Linked DNA regions of Homo sapiens: region 1 is linked to region 2. A link is an interaction called in ENCODE POLR2A ChIA-PET data of the cell type or tissue named here. Cell type or tissue: PC-9. All regions are shown on one strand. Links, peaks and the distances in the headings refer to the core of each region. The heading gives the core; the rest is flanking DNA.

The links. Peaks named below come from ENCODE experiments on the same cell type or tissue, not always from the same donor. Only the 100,000 strongest peaks of a DNase experiment are listed, where the experiment ranks them.
Region 1: POLR2A ChIA-PET joins it to region 2 with 6 read pairs; 1 of 35 experiments calls an interaction of 5 or more read pairs at or near these places.

The regions. Positions count from the first base shown.
Region 1 is chr20:44,717,644-44,725,144 of GRCh38, reverse strand. CCN5 (cellular communication network factor 5) reads right to left here. Exons shown (of 4, transcript NM_003881.4): 2 at 5,032-5,248; 3 at 153-407. All of the region lies in intron 3 of KCNK15-AS1 (KCNK15 and WISP2 antisense RNA 1), which reads left to right. Among named protein-coding and RNA genes, the nearest start is that of CCN5, 6.0 kb to the right of the region's middle. In PC-9, for the core only: no CTCF peak of the experiment used is centred there; DNase peaks (open chromatin) are centred at 3,944 and 4,274; H3K27ac peaks cover 1,748 bases.
Region 2 is chr20:45,067,928-45,075,428 of GRCh38, reverse strand. It overlaps STK4 (serine/threonine kinase 4), which reads right to left. Exons shown (of 11, transcript NM_006282.5): 11 at 1-411. The coding sequence ends at 253. Among named protein-coding and RNA genes, the nearest start is that of KCNS1, 29 kb to the left of the region's middle. In PC-9, for the core only: no CTCF peak of the experiment used is centred there; a DNase peak (open chromatin) is centred at 3,938; H3K27ac peaks cover 798 bases.

The sequences.
Region 1 (7,501 bases), core at 1,568-6,567, 350 kb after region 2:
TTTCTTATCTCCCTCCTCAGCCTCCGCCCCTCCCAGCTTCTGATGTGTCCCTGGGTCCTGGTACCCAGGAAGCCGCCCCCCACCCCACCCCCTAGGTGGCCCTTGGCGCCCCCAGGCAGTCCTGCCCTGACCTGGACCACCGCTGCGCTCACCTTGGGCTGGAAGGGGCTGGGTCCCCAGTCCCCCTCCTTGGCCGCACACCCACTCAGGGCAGCACTTGCCCAGGACCTCGACCCTCCTGGGGTGGGGGCAGTCCCAGCTGGGCAGCCGCACATCCTCGCTGCACAGCGGCACGCAGGTGAAGCCGCCGTCCTCGCAGCGGCAGCGGATGCTGCAGTGGGGCTGGAAGGTCTCCCCTTCCCGATACAGGCGGCCGTTCACCTCACAGCTGCTGTCGTCCTCTGCCACTGCGGAGGAAAAACCGCACCCCCATCGGTGACCCGCAAAGCGGCACAGCCTTCTCTGCAGAGCTGCCCAGATCCCGCTGCCTGAGGCAGCTGCCTCACAGTAGCTGGGCCCTGCCCAGGGCTCCAGCCCAGGATATGCACCTCTCCCCAGCCCTCCACCAGCCTGCTGGGGCACCCTGGATCCCGGCACAGGGATTGCAAGAAGACAGGCCTGGATTGACCCCCCAAACTCTGCCCTTTCTTAGCTGTGAACCTGGGCCAAGTGATTTCACTTCTTCTTGCCTCAGTTTCCACATTTGCAAGCTGGGATATAATGGTACTTATTTTCCAGGGTGGTAGAGACTACTCGGAATGATAGGCGTAATGATCACAACATAAAAGAGACCTTCCATAGGTCCTAGCTACTCTGTTATTATCATTAGTATAGTTACTATATATTAATAAAGTTTAAGTATTCTATACACGCTGAGATTTCATGCAACAAAGTCGTTGTCCACTTGTGCTGTCATCACTGTCAGGTCAGGGCTTAACTTGCTGGCTGTGTGTCTTTGAGTAAGTTACTTAACTTCTCTGAGTGGCCTGAACTACAGCAATGATGAGCTCAGTAATCGTAACTTCAGGTTCCATGGGATGACATGTCCGTACCCTCTAGCACACAGTGCTAGGCATGGCCTAGGTGCTCAGGGAACACTCTTTCAATGAAGCCCTCAAGATATGGGTGTTATTGCCACTTCCTCCACTGGACATGAACTCCTTGAGGGCTGGGGCGGCCAGTGTGCGTCTCTGCACCCTCCGGTGGGCTCAGAGCCTAGGTGCGACACACAGTACTGTAGGAATGCCCCTTCAGTGAATAGCTGGCATAAGCCTTGGCACATGAGAGACCCTGATAAAATAGCCCTACTCCTTATCATTCCAGAGATATTTACTGTTTCCCGCCTGTGTGCCAACCACTGTGCTCCCAGACAGAAAGAGGACAGTTCCTGCCTTGAGGGACTCATGGGCTTGGGAAAGGGGGACGGGTGTGAGGGCATCATCTCCAAGACAGAATGAAGTAAGAGCGCTGGTGAAGCGTGTGAGCTGCTCAGGAAGTGCAGACGGGAAACAGCGTGTGTGTGAGACCTGGGTGGCCACTGAGCTACGTCTGGGGAAAGGACTCATTAGCAAACAAGTTCTCCCAGATCTTCTGAGAAAACCTTCCAGTAGGTCTGTACACACACAGGGGTTTCAGAACCAAAACCACACATACTTAGGTTCCAACTCTGGCTCCCACTTGTGGGGCCTGGGGCAAGTTATTTTGCCTCTCTGAGCCTTGGTACCCGGCTCACAGGGCTGCTGGGGGATTAGATGAGCTAGGGGACTTACAGCATTTTGCCCCAAGCCTGGCACATAGCAGATGCTCAATAAACAGGAGAGGGTTATGCTTCCACGTAGCATCTGCTATGTGCCAGGCTTGGGGCAAAATGCTGTAAGTCCCCTAGCTCATCTAATCCTCCAGCAGGGAAGGCCTTGCTGAGAAATAATGCTGGTAGAGGGAACAGCCAGTGCAAAGGCCCTGAGGCACGAGTGTGCCTGGGGTATTTAAGGAACAGCAAGGGGCCAATGTGGCTGGAGCAGAGAGCAGGAGGAGAGGAGGTCAGAGAGGAAGCATGAACAGGATCCTGTTGGGGCCTTGTAGGCCACTGTGGGGACTTTGGCTTTTCCTCTGAGATGGGAAGCCACCAGAAGGCTTGGGGCAGAGGAGGGAGGTGATCTGGCTTATGACTTCCCAGGAGCTCTCTGACTGCTGTGTTGTGAATAGACCAGGGGCAACGACAGAAGGAGGGAGATGATTATGGGGCTACTGCAAAATCCAGGCCAATGATGACGGGGCTCAGACCAGAAGGGATGGGAGTGTCGGATGCTGGAAATACACGATGAATTTGCTGGTGGGTGGTATGTGGGAGGTGAGAAAAGAGAGATGTCTAGACCGGCTGTGGTGGCTCATACCTATAATCCCAGCACTTAGGGAGGCCGAGGCGGGTGGATCACTTGAGGTCAGGAGTTCCAGACCAGCCTGGCCAACATGGTGAAACCCCGTCTCTACTGAAATACTAAAATACAAAAATTAGCGAGGCATGGTGGTATGTGTCTGTAATCCCAGCTACTTGGGAGGCTGAGGCGTGAGAATCGCTTGAACGCAAGAGATGGGGTTACAGTGAGCTGAGATCCTGCCACTGCACACCAGCCTGGGTGAAAGAGTGAGACTCCATCTCAAAAAAAAAAAAAAAAAAAAGAGAGAGAGATAGAGAGACCTCTAGAACGACTCCCAGGTCTTGAGTCTGAGCCATGAGAAGGATGGAGGTGCTCTCAACAGACTGGGGAGGCCGTTCTGGGGGGCGGAAGATCAGGATCCCGGCATTGGATGCGCTGTTATCACGATGGTGAATCTGCAGCACATCTCACAGCTCAGAGTTGGCCCTTAGAGAAGAGCGTTCAACGAGTAAGTGATGGGAGAGGTTTTTGGCAGTATGTTCCCTGCAAAGCCCTAGACTGAGCCTTTGTGATGTCTTAGCTGGACTCTTTGGGGTTCACCAGTTCCCGGCCTCTAAATTCAGTTTAAATCATTAAACACTGTTGAGCACCCATCATGTTGACAGACCAAGGTGGGAAGTTGCAGGAAGGACCAGGGACCCAAGTACGCCTTTGGCCTGCAGGTGTTTGAAGTCTGAATTAAGATGGAATAAGAAAAATCCCTTAATACAGTTATTAACAATCACAGCCTATGTACTAATCAACTGCTGCATGTCAGGCAGTTGAGCAATGGAGCTTGTGGAGCCAGCTCCCTGAGTTCAAATCTCAGCTCTGCCGCTTATGAGCTGTGTGACCTTGGGCAAGTTGCTTAGCCTCTCTGTACCCCTTTTTTCCATTTATAAGAGAAGGGTACCTACCTCATGTGGTTGTGAGATTAAATGAGTTTATATTTGTGAAACCCTCAGTGTCTTACACGTGGTAAGGGCTGTGCAAGTGTAAAATAAACTCTGTGGGTGCTGTTTACACGTGTCACAGCAAATGTAAATAACAGCTTTGTAAGCGAAGTGTTACTTATCTCAATTGTTCTTCAGATACATTTTCATAAGCAATCATCCCTCAGTCAGTGTAACGAATCACCCTCCTTATCCTTACAGTACTTGTAAATAAAGCATTTCACATGGAGTTATTACTTTTTTTTTTTTTTTTTTTTTTTTTTGGAGATAGGGTTTGGTCTGTTGCCCGGGCTGGAATGTAGTGGCGCAACCATGGCTCACTGCAGCCTCAAACACCCAGGCTCAAGCGAGCCTCTCACCTCAGCCTCTCAAGTAGCTGGGACCACAGGCATGTGCCACCACACCCGGCTAATTTTTTTTTTTTTTTTTTGATAGAGAGAGGATCTTACTATGTTGCCAAGGCTGGACTAGAACTCCTGGGCTCAAGTGGTCGTCCCGCCTCAGTCTCCCAAACTGATAGGATTATAGGCATGAGTCACTGTGCCTGGCCTGTTGTTTTTTAACAAGGCTTTTCCTACAGATGAATTCATTATCAATGATTCATGAGCTTCTCTCTCTCTCTCTTTCGTTCTTATTTTTATAAAAGTGTGACATGCACATAGATGAAAGAGGCAAATTGTTCTACAAGGCTTATTATTAAAAAAGAAAAAAGAAGAACAATCTCTTGCCTCTTTGCATTTCTCTAAAGTGATGGTTCCCAACTGGAGATTTTGCCCCCTGGGGAAATTTGGCACTGTCTGAAGACAGACTGTCATGACTTGGGGGATGGGGAGTGCTGCTGGCATACAGTGGGTGGAGTTCGGGGATGCTGCTAGAAGTCTTACCATGCACAGGACAGCCCTCCCACAACAACTAATTCTCTGGCACCCAGTCACTGGAGCCAGCTTGCAAAGCCCTGCCCCGAAGCATCAGAGAATACCAAGGCCTAGAAGAGTGGTGAGGAATGTCACATGCTCGGGTGACTGCTGAATACATGGCAAACCCAGGATCCCAGCAGTGCTCCGAGGGCCCCCACTATGGGAGAAGACAGAATAAACTGTTCCTTAGAGCCCGTTGGATCTGGTCCCGTGCCGTGTGACATGAAGCATGTCCCTTAATGCTGGTGAACCTGTTTCCTCATTCATAAAATAGGTCTGAAAGTACTTCCCATCATAGGGTTATTGTGAGGATGATGTGACTTGTGTAGTAAGTGCTTAGCACAGTTCTGGACACATATTATGCCCTAAAAGGTTGCACTTTTATTTTCCCCAAAGTGTTGTAAGGATCCTGAGAAGGGAGTGGTGGCATCTGGTTTGAAGAATCTGGGGGGGCTTCTCAGGGGAGAAGCTGTTTGAACTTGGCTTTGAAAGTTGGCAATGATTTGGACAGGTAGGGATGGGGAAAGGTTATTGGGGTAGTGAGATGGTTTAAGCAGAGGCCAAGAAGGGAGAGGAGGGAGTGGGGAGTGGGCTTTGGGACACCAAGTTCAGCTGGAATGGATGGGATACCTGAAGTGAGCACCCAAGGAGGTAGAGAGAGGAGGGCTGCACTTTGATCCAGGACACCACGGCCTTGACCTCCCGCTCACACCCGCCCCCACTCAGTCCTGCAAACCTGCTTACAGAGGCACAGGGCCCCCCGGCCACCGGGTCCTGCCCCGGGCTGGCAGACCAGGCCCTGGCTGGCGTCGCAGACGTGGAGTTGGTCGCAGGGCTCCCCCAGCCGCCGTGCACATACCCGGCAGCAGCCACAGCCATCCAGCACCAGGGGTACTCCCAGCGGGCATCGGGGAGGTGGCCAGGGGCAGGTACATGGTGTCGGGCACAGCTGGGTACGCACCTGAAGAGACAGAGACCTCACTCAGCCACGGGCTTTCGAGGTGGGCAGTGAGACCCTCACAACCAGCCACTTCTCTGCCAGGCTGGGTAGTGTGGTGTCCACACCTTAGCCTCAGAGCCATGCAGACCTGGCCTCAAAGGCCAGTAGTCCCACAACATGCCCTAAGAGGCAGTATGGCATGTAGTTATGGGCAAGGACTCTGGACTAGAGTTCCAGTTCTTTATTTTTTATTTTTATTTTTGGAGTCAGAGTCTGGCTCTGTTGCCCAGGCTGGAGTGCAGTGGCGCGATCCCAGCCTCACTTCAACCTCCACCTCCTGGGTTCAAGCGACTCTCGTGCCTCAGCCTCCCGAGTAGCTGGGACTACAGGCGCCCACCACCATGCCTGGCAATTTTTGTATTTTTAATAGAGATGGGGTTTCACCATGTTACCCAGGCTGGTCTTGAAATCCTGAGCTCAGGCAATCCGCCCGCCTCGGCCTCCCAAAGTGCTGGGATTATAGGCATGAGCCACTGCACCTGGCTAGACTTCCAGTTCTAATTCTGCCCCTTATTAGCTGAGTGACCTTGAGGAAGTTACTTAAGCATTCTGAGCCTCAGTTTCCTCAAAGTATCTAACTCAGAGGATTGCTCTGAGGAGTACATGAAATGCTGCACAGCAAACCCTCAGCACAGGGCCTGGCATGCAGTAGGCGCTCACTGCACTTAGCTTTGATGATCCTTGTTGTTAATGGTGGCAGAGGGCTCAGCCCCAGCCCTCTGGGAGCTTACAGAAAGGCAAAAGCAACAAGTCAAGGATGAAAATGGTAGGGTCTGGTACATTTTCCAGCATACGGATACTTATCTTAGGACTGAATAAATTGAACCATATCATGGATGTTTTTGGCCTTTCGATCCATTCAGCATGTGTCCCAGCTCTGGAGGTACATCACATCAGCCAGGAGACTTGGGAAAATACAGACCCCCAACCCACTCTGGGGCTTACAAAATCAGAAGTCCCAGAGTCAGGGACCTGGAATCTTTATTTTTAATAAGCTGTCCAGTGGCTTCTGAAGCTCAGCTAGGTTTTCAGCACCTCTGCCCCAGTCTAACCTCCTCCCCCTGCCAGGTACGGATGGGGAAACTGAGCTCCAGAGAGGGACAGGAACTTAGCACACGTCAGTGTGTTCGATTCAGGGCTGGGAGCGTCCCCGGTCCTGCTTCCCAAGTGAGGACTCAGGGACACGGGATGGGGGTAGACTGTGTCCGTAAGCCAGGGACCCACTCCCCAGAGACAGGATCAGGGTATCAGCCCATGTGGCCTGCCTGACCCTCGCCACCCACATCAGAGAAACAACCAAAGCATACAGCAGGTGCCGTGAGCTCCCTGTCTGCCCATTTGAAGGTGGGGACCAAGAAGGAAGTATAATTCAAGATGCTTCCAGTGGCCCCATCTTTGGGGGGCCAAGTTTGAGTTTAGTAGGATCCTTAGGGGATGAGGGTTTCATCTAGAGGAATGGAGGCTTGCAGTTTATAATGATGGAATTAATGACCTCATATCTCCTGTGCAGCCCCAAAGCAGGCAATGACCCCTTTGCTCTGCCTCACCCTCTGCCCCGCCCAGTGCCCCCACTACCCACAATCCTGCAAACCTGCTTTCAGTTCCCGGCAACTCCCACGCCGGCCACTAGGAGCCATTGCAAACTGGCTGACCAGCCTCTGGTGGGGGCCACAAAGTAGGAGGCGATCACAGCCCCCACTGAGACAGCACTGAGTAGCAGATGGACACACGGAGCTAGGTGTCTGGCTGCCTCACAAGGGAGTGGATCCCATCGCTGCAGGCTGTTCAGATTCTAGAGACGATGGCCTAGCCTCGCCCCTCAAGGTGTGGTCTGAACTAGCAGCAGCAGCGTCATCTAGGAGCTTGTCAGAGAGGCAGCATCTGGAGCCCCTCTATAAATCCGAAGCTGAATTTTTATATAATAAATCCGAATCTGCATTTTCTTTTCTTTTTCTTTCTTTTTTTTTTTTTTCTTTTTTGAGATGGAGTCTTGCTCTGTCACCTAGGCTGGAGTGCAGTGGCACGATCTCGACTCACTGCAACCTTCGCCTCCCAGGTTCAAGCAATTCTTGGGAGGCCTCAGCCTCCCAAGTAGCTAGGATTACAGGTGCATGCCACCATGCCCAGCTAATTTTTTGTATTTTTAGTAGAGACGGGGTTTCACCATGCTGGCCAGGCTGGTCTCAAACTCCTGACCTCATGATCCACCCACCT
Region 2 (7,501 bases), core at 1,103-6,102:
GGGTTTAAAACTCTGAGTTAAAAGCGCCAATATAAATCCTTTGAGATAATATACCTGACCAATGTACATACACACATCAAGATGGCACGCTGACTGTCAAGAGAGCCCTTCCCACTGGCGCACATTCCTGAGTTCACAAAGGTGCTGTGGAGAGACGACAGAGCAGAAGTGCTGGCTAACAAACATGAGGCAAGCCATCCAGAATTCACCCAAAGCCTGGGTGGAGCTGGGGCCCTCACAGCCTGGCCTTGCTCAGAAGTTTTGTTGCCGTCTCTTCTTAGCCTCTATGGCATCCAGGATGGGCTGCCGCTTGGACTGGTACTTCTGCCGGATCTCTTCAATCTCCTGCTCCATCATGGGGTCCAGGGCCAAGAGCCTCTTCTGAAGGTCCTCCACTGTCCAACTCTTAAGCTAGAAGAGAAGTGGAAGGTATAGTCACGACAAAGCTTAAGTCAGTGGCAGAACAGTGCAGAAGCCCAGCCTTCCCAGGCACCCAGAGGGAAGGGAGACAGGAGGAAGACACTGTGGTCAGATCACAGGTTGAGTGGTGGTGGTTGGAAAGTGACAATTCATTCCAAAGCATGGCATACCTTGAAGCTTGTCTGAGATAATTTATCCCTGGAAGAGATCTAAGTGCTAACCGCTTTGATTTAATGTGCCTTGACCAAGAACTTAGTGAATAATACTCTCACCTCCCCTATCTTTTAAGTTAATTAAATATAGATTCATTGTTAGGGCATTAAAATAACAGTAACTTGCTGTATGTGAAATAATGGTTGCCTCCCCGTTCTTGTTCTGTCTACGAGATAAGCGTCTATCTGGACAGCGCCTTTCCCACTTTCAGGATACGACACCATGGAGGATCGATGCTGATGAGGCGCAGATGCCATCCCCTAACCCTGCCTTCCCACACCCCCAATGTCTTGGCACTGCCCTATTATCATCACCAGCATTTACTTGAGGCTACTATATACCAGGTAACAGTCTAAGCCCCTTGGGAATACAGACGCAACCCTTGGCAGGGGTTGGGGTAAGGGTGGGTAGTTAGAAAAACCTCAAACTTCTGAGATTAAGTTTCTATCATCCAAAGAAAAACAATGAGTTGATATATAAATTAATAATAATGGCTGGCATTTAGTGTTTTCTATGCACCAGACACTGAGTGCTTTACATATATGGATTCCTTTAATCCTCAGAGCAACCCATGCTACAAGGACATTATTATCCCTATGTTACAGATGAACAGCCCAAGGAGGAGGGTAGCTAAGTAACCTGCCCAATGTCTCCCAACTAGTAAGTGGCAGAATCAAGACTCAAACCCAGGCAGCATGGCTCTAGAGTCTATGCTCTTAACCAGTGTTGCAGAACAGAAGACTAGCAAAGCACAGGTTTTAGAAGTAACTCAACCTTTGTTTAAAATGTGGTTCTGCCTGTTGCAGATGCCATGAGACTCTGTCAAGTTACCAATCTCTCCAGGCCTTCCCCATCTACAGAAGTCAGACAGCAGTGTCTCATCACATGTATTGTAAGAATTAAATAAGATCACGGCTGTAAAGTTCTCAGCACAGTACCTGCTGCACTGTGTGTGTAAAGATGGCAATGGGTGTTATAAGCCTCTCTCTTCATAAAAGCCCAGGGATACACCAGTGTTCAACCTGTGTCTGCAGCTATGGGGCAAGGGACTCTGCTGCCATGTGTGTTCAGTGATTCCAAGCCTGGCCAATATTGGCTGTCAGGGGTGGGAATGAATGCTGACATTATCCACAGTGGGTGGTGATACTTTATTCTGTGTGCTCACAACCAGTTTAATAGGTACAGTGTTTCAAGAACTCAAAGTCTTACAAGAGGTCTGTTGTGCCCACATTTAGAAAATCATGATCCTCGGCCCTTTCCTGAGGTCTCCACAGGAAAGTAGTATAGGAGCTGGGTAAAGGGCCCTCTGTCTGTCTACCCTTCCTTGAGTGGGTGGGGTGAGAGCAAGTGTGAAGTGCTACAGTGGCCTCCCTAGAAATGGCCTGTCACCACAGGAATTTTCCTTGGCCTGCTTCAGGGAGGGTGTCTGAGAAGTGAGAAAACCCTAATAGTTCAAGACGAAAGGTTCTTTGTAATGTGAGAATGGAAGACTTGAGAGTGTGGGTAAATGCTGGAAAGTCGGGCTGAAAAAAAAAATGCATCTTTCCAGCCTGTGGTTTTATACTACCTTAGAGGTTGGTGTTCTTGGCCCAAGGACACCCCTAATAGCAATGCTTGCCTAGTCTTTGGCATTTTCAATTCCTTCTGCAAAGAGAGAATTCCCCAAGCCTACTACTGAATGTAACTGGTAGTTAAGAATGTAATCTTTGGGATCACAGGTCCTAAATCTGTACTGGCTATGTAACCTTAAACAGTAATTTCACCTCTTGAGCCTCGGTTTCCTCCTTTGGAAAACAGACAATACTATTTTGTTCCTCCACCCTGGGGCGGTACTAAGACTTACATGAGATAATGGTCTGATGGTCTTAGCTCAGAACTTCATATAGTATGTGTTGGGCAGATAGTAAATATTCCACAAATGGATGTTATCACTGTTGTTATTGTTGCTATTGTTATTCTTATTATTATTGTACATATGATTGGTAAGTCTCTAATTAATCTTCCATAAATAAGCTGTTTCTGTAACCTCTAATTCAAGCTAGAATCAAACATGTGAAAAAGAAAATATTCTACTCTATTTCATGCTAATGCCTAAGGGCTGGTACATAATACCTGTTAACTTATGTACAGTTTAACAAAATATTTTTCACCCATCCATTTATAAATACTCATTGAACACCTACTATGGGTCAGGTGCTATTCGAGGCACATAGGCTACTTTAATGAAAACAAACAAACAAACAAAAAGCAGTGCCCTTGTGAAGCTTACATTTTAATGAAGCAAGGAAAATAGCAATAAACACAGTAAATTAGTAAATTATTTTTATATTAGAAGGTGCTCTGGAAAAAAGAAAATAAAAAATAGTGTGAAAGAAGGGGAGCTGGGAATTAGGAGGGTAGACTTGCTTTTCATCTAGCCACTAGGATGAAGAATAAATTGCAAAATGAAGACATATAAGTTAGTGGAGCTGCACTGACTTTGCAACTTATTCTGCAACTTTGGGCAAGCCCGTTCTCCTCCTCAGACCTTAATTTCCCCATTTGTAAGACAGGGCTGACTAGATGATCTCAGAAGTCTTTCCAGACTCAATGTTTCTCAGTGTATGACCTATGGATCACCTGTATCAGAATCACTTGCTAAAAACACAGATTCCTGAGCCCCAGTCCAAAGCTACTTAATAAGACTCCCTGGGAGGTGAGGTACAGGATTTTGCATTTTGAAGAAGGTATTCACGCTGGGCATGGTAGCTCATGCCTGAATCCCAGCACTCTGGGAGACCAAGGTGGGAGGATTGCTTGAGCCCAGGAACTCCAGACCAGCCTGGGCAAATAGTGAAATCCCATCTCTACGGGGGAAAAAAAATTAGCCAGGTGTGGTGGTGCACACCTATAGTCCCAGATACTTAGGATGCTGAGATGGGAGGATCGCTTGAGCCCACTCCAAGGCTGCAGTGAGCTGTGACTGAGCCACTGCACTCCAGCCTGGGCAACAGAGCAAGACCTTGTCTCAAAAATAAATAAATAATAATAAAAATAAACTAAAATAAAGAAGCTATACAGGTATTTCTTATAAATCCTCAAGTTTGATAAACATGATTCTGTATCTTCCTTATTTTTCTGTTAGTAAAATTCTCACAAAGTATTGCTGCCTGTCTCTAGCCTAAAGCTTCTCCTGGGTTTCCAATTTCTAGGCAGTTTTGTTGCCCTTGATTCTAATCTGGAGGCAACAAGCACCCTTGCCTTATCTCAGCCACCTTCAGACTAATTTATGGCTGTCCTAAGAACTTTGGGGCTTAAGTTACATCTGACCTATTACAACACAGCCAGCCAGGCACTGCTGATGACTCAGTCATATCATCCAGATATGGATTTTTCCGAAAAACAAGCTCAGACAATAGTTTCATGGCGCCAAGTGTAGCATTTCACCTTCCTGGTCCTTGGTGGCATAAATACATTTCAAATGAATATCTTGCAGTAAAATAACTGTGATTCTACAGTTTTGCTACAGCCAGAATCTTGAAGCAGCAAATTCTCAATCCAGCCATGTAAGTAGCTTGAGCTGTTTTCACGAGGTATGGGAAATATCACCCATTCAGTACCTCATCTATCCCATAGGATGTGAATATCCTCTCTATTCTGTGATACCCATACTCCATACTCGCACATCCAGATCAGCTCCCACTGGATATTTCAGTCCCTGATTATCTCGTGAAAAATCTGTGATATGGTTTGGCTGTGTCCCCACCCAAATCTCATCTTGAATGGTAGCTCCCACAATTCCAACATGTTATGGGACGGATCCAGTGGAAAGTAATTAAATCTTGGTAATTAAATAGCATGGTCAGGTCTTTCCCATGCTATTCTAATGATAGTAAGCCTGATGAGATCTGATTTTTTTTTTTTTTTTTTTGAGACGGAGTCTGGCTCTGTCCCCCAGGCAAGTGCAGCAGCAAGATCTCAGCTCACTGCAACCTCTGCCTCCTGGGTTCAAGCGATTCTCCTGCCTCAGCCTCCCAAGTAGCTGGGATTACAGGCGCCTGCCACCTGCGCTCGGCTAGATTTTTGTATTTTTAGTAGAGACAGGGTTTCGCCATGTTGGCCAGGCTGGTCTCAAACTCCTGACCTCAGGTGATCTGCCCACCTTGGCCTCCCAAAGTGCTGGGATTACAGGTGTGAGCCACCACGCTAATAGAATCTGCAGCTTAACACATCCAAAGCAAAACTCTTGAGTCACATCCCTTCCTCATCCCCAAATCTTGTCTCCTTACTCCCCAGTCTTCCCCATCTCAGGAATGGTATCATCATTCTTCCATTTGCTCAAAATCATCCCTGATCCTTCCTTTTCCCTCACCCCCGCCTCCTGCCAACATCCAATCCTTTAGCAGTCCTATCAATTTTGTCCCTGAAATATTGGTATAACTCAAACCCAACCACTTTTTTCCATCTCCATCTACCTTGGTCCAGGCTGCCATCATCTCACAGCAACAAACATAATTAAAAACACAGAAATGAATCCAATCACCTCACCCTTAGGTTTCTTTCCTATTGCACTGAGAATAAAATCCAACTCATGAGTGGCTACATGGGCCTCATATGGCTGGCCCCTGCCTCCCCTCCAACTTCATAATCTATTACTCCCTCTTTTGCTCAGGACCCTACAGCTACACTTTATTTCAGATCCTCAAACAGGCCATACTTTTTCCAGCCTCAGTGGCCTACAGAGTTAATGAATCTTCTGCCTGCATGGTTCATGCCCTGTTCTTCCTTAACCTACAGGTTTTAGTTTAGATGTCAACTCCTCAGAGGATGCAGGCAAGCCTTTTCTGACCATCTTATCTAGAAAGACTGCCTCCTCTCCATTATCCTCTATCTCAGACTCTTGTTTTCTTCAAAACAATTATGTACCTTGTAATTATTTTTATTTATTTTCTTTTACTTGTCTCTCTTACTAGGATATAAGTTCTGTAAGGGATTGACCTTGTCTTGTTTACTATGCTAAACGTAATACTGGTTGAAGAAATGAATAAATTATCCTTCATTTCTAGTCAACTAAGAACAAAAGCCACTGAAACCAATGAAGCAAGCTTACATGGGGCATCATCATATGCAACAAGGTTCTGGATGGGTGCTAAGAAGAGTCAGTGTAGAATAAGAAGTGCGTTCTGCCCTCAAGGAGCTTTTAAACTTAAAAGTAATTCCCCTTAACATTCTTTTGAAATCAAAGGAAATCTCTGTTCACTTAATGAGAATGTCTGTGTTTTGTAATGTCTGATAAGAAGCAGGGCTCCAGTCCTGGCTAAGTTATCTCTAAAGGCATGTCCATTTAAACTGTTTATTCAAACAAAAAAGAACTTCTGTTATAAGAAATACACTTTGGAAAGAATGAGATCATCAAAAGAATAAGAGACACCATCCTGCTGGACAAGACAAAATAAGGGCCAACCCTAGAGCCACAGGCTTGCTACTGAAGGTGGGTTTTGCTGAAGAGATCAGACCAAGTATAAGGATTTCTGAGTCTCTTTCTGGGAGAGATCACAGTGGAAGGAGAAACTAAAATAAGCCTCTTAATCATGGTTATTTAGAATTTCCTTGCCATCATAAGGCTAAGCAACACATCAGTCTTGGGTAAAGGAAGAGGACGGGCTCCGAGCCTGACAGTACTAATGTCTTATGGGAACTCACTCACTATTGTCTAACACCTAGAATTCCCTCACCATCGCCTTTACCCAGTCTGATGAGGTCTGATGTCTGCCAAAGGATGTCTGAATAAGTAAAAGCAACAACATTTGTGCAGATGAGATTTCTCTTAAAAGATGTGATCTCTGGAAATGTGTTGTATCTTAAAGTAGACATATTTTTAGTTTAAAGTTCAGCCTCACTCTGTTAGCAGGATACAAATGCTGTGTTACTGTTGGATTCTACACATAGATATGGAAGAAGTATGTTAATTACTTCACCATTTGCATCTGTTAAATGCTGAACTCAACATTTTGTCTGCACTATTTTATTTAATCCATCTGTAAGGTAGGTATCATCATTATCCTCCTTTTAGAGATGAGGTCACTGAGGATAAGAGTGGGAAAATAATTTAAGTGATACAACAAGGAATTAGAAGAGACAACAAGCAACTGGAAGAAACATGAAGGGTTTCTGGAAATGGGAGTGTGTTTGTGAAAAATGTGGAAGACTGGAAGAATTATGAATTTAGCTGATATTAGATACATCAGATGGCCCTCACATTCAGAAATGCCACTAGTGGTAACGGGTGACTTTAGGCAAGTTACTTGTCCTCTCTGAGATTCCGTTTTCTCATCTGTAAAATGGGTATGCTATCTACTTTGCTGCTTTTGTGCCTTTTGTAGTAGGCACCAAGTGCCTACTACACACATGGTGCTGCTGCTGACGTGCAGTGACTCCAGGGTGCTGAATATGATTCAAATCAAATCAATCAATTTTATTGGCAGCTACGCTAGGCCAGGAACACTGCTGGGCAACATGAATATAAAGGGCAATACACCTGTCAGAGAAGCAGCTCAGGTTAGGGGCAAGAGCACTGGTGTTAAGTCAGATGGACCGGGTTCTATACGAGTTCTGCCCTTGGTAGTTGGATGCCTTTGCATAAATCATCTAATATGTGCCTCAATTTTCTCATTTTTCAATGGAGGACATTATTCGTTCTACAACAGCGGTTGTGAGGTTTGGAGGTATTGGTAAGGTATATAACATAATGTCATGCATCCACCAGAAAGAAAGTGGGTAAGTGAAGGCTACCACCTTATATCCTTTTTTGGGAAATGGAGGAAGTATGTAATGTAAATAATAGCTGCTGTTGCTCTAAGATGAGCTCACAACACGGTACAGGACACAT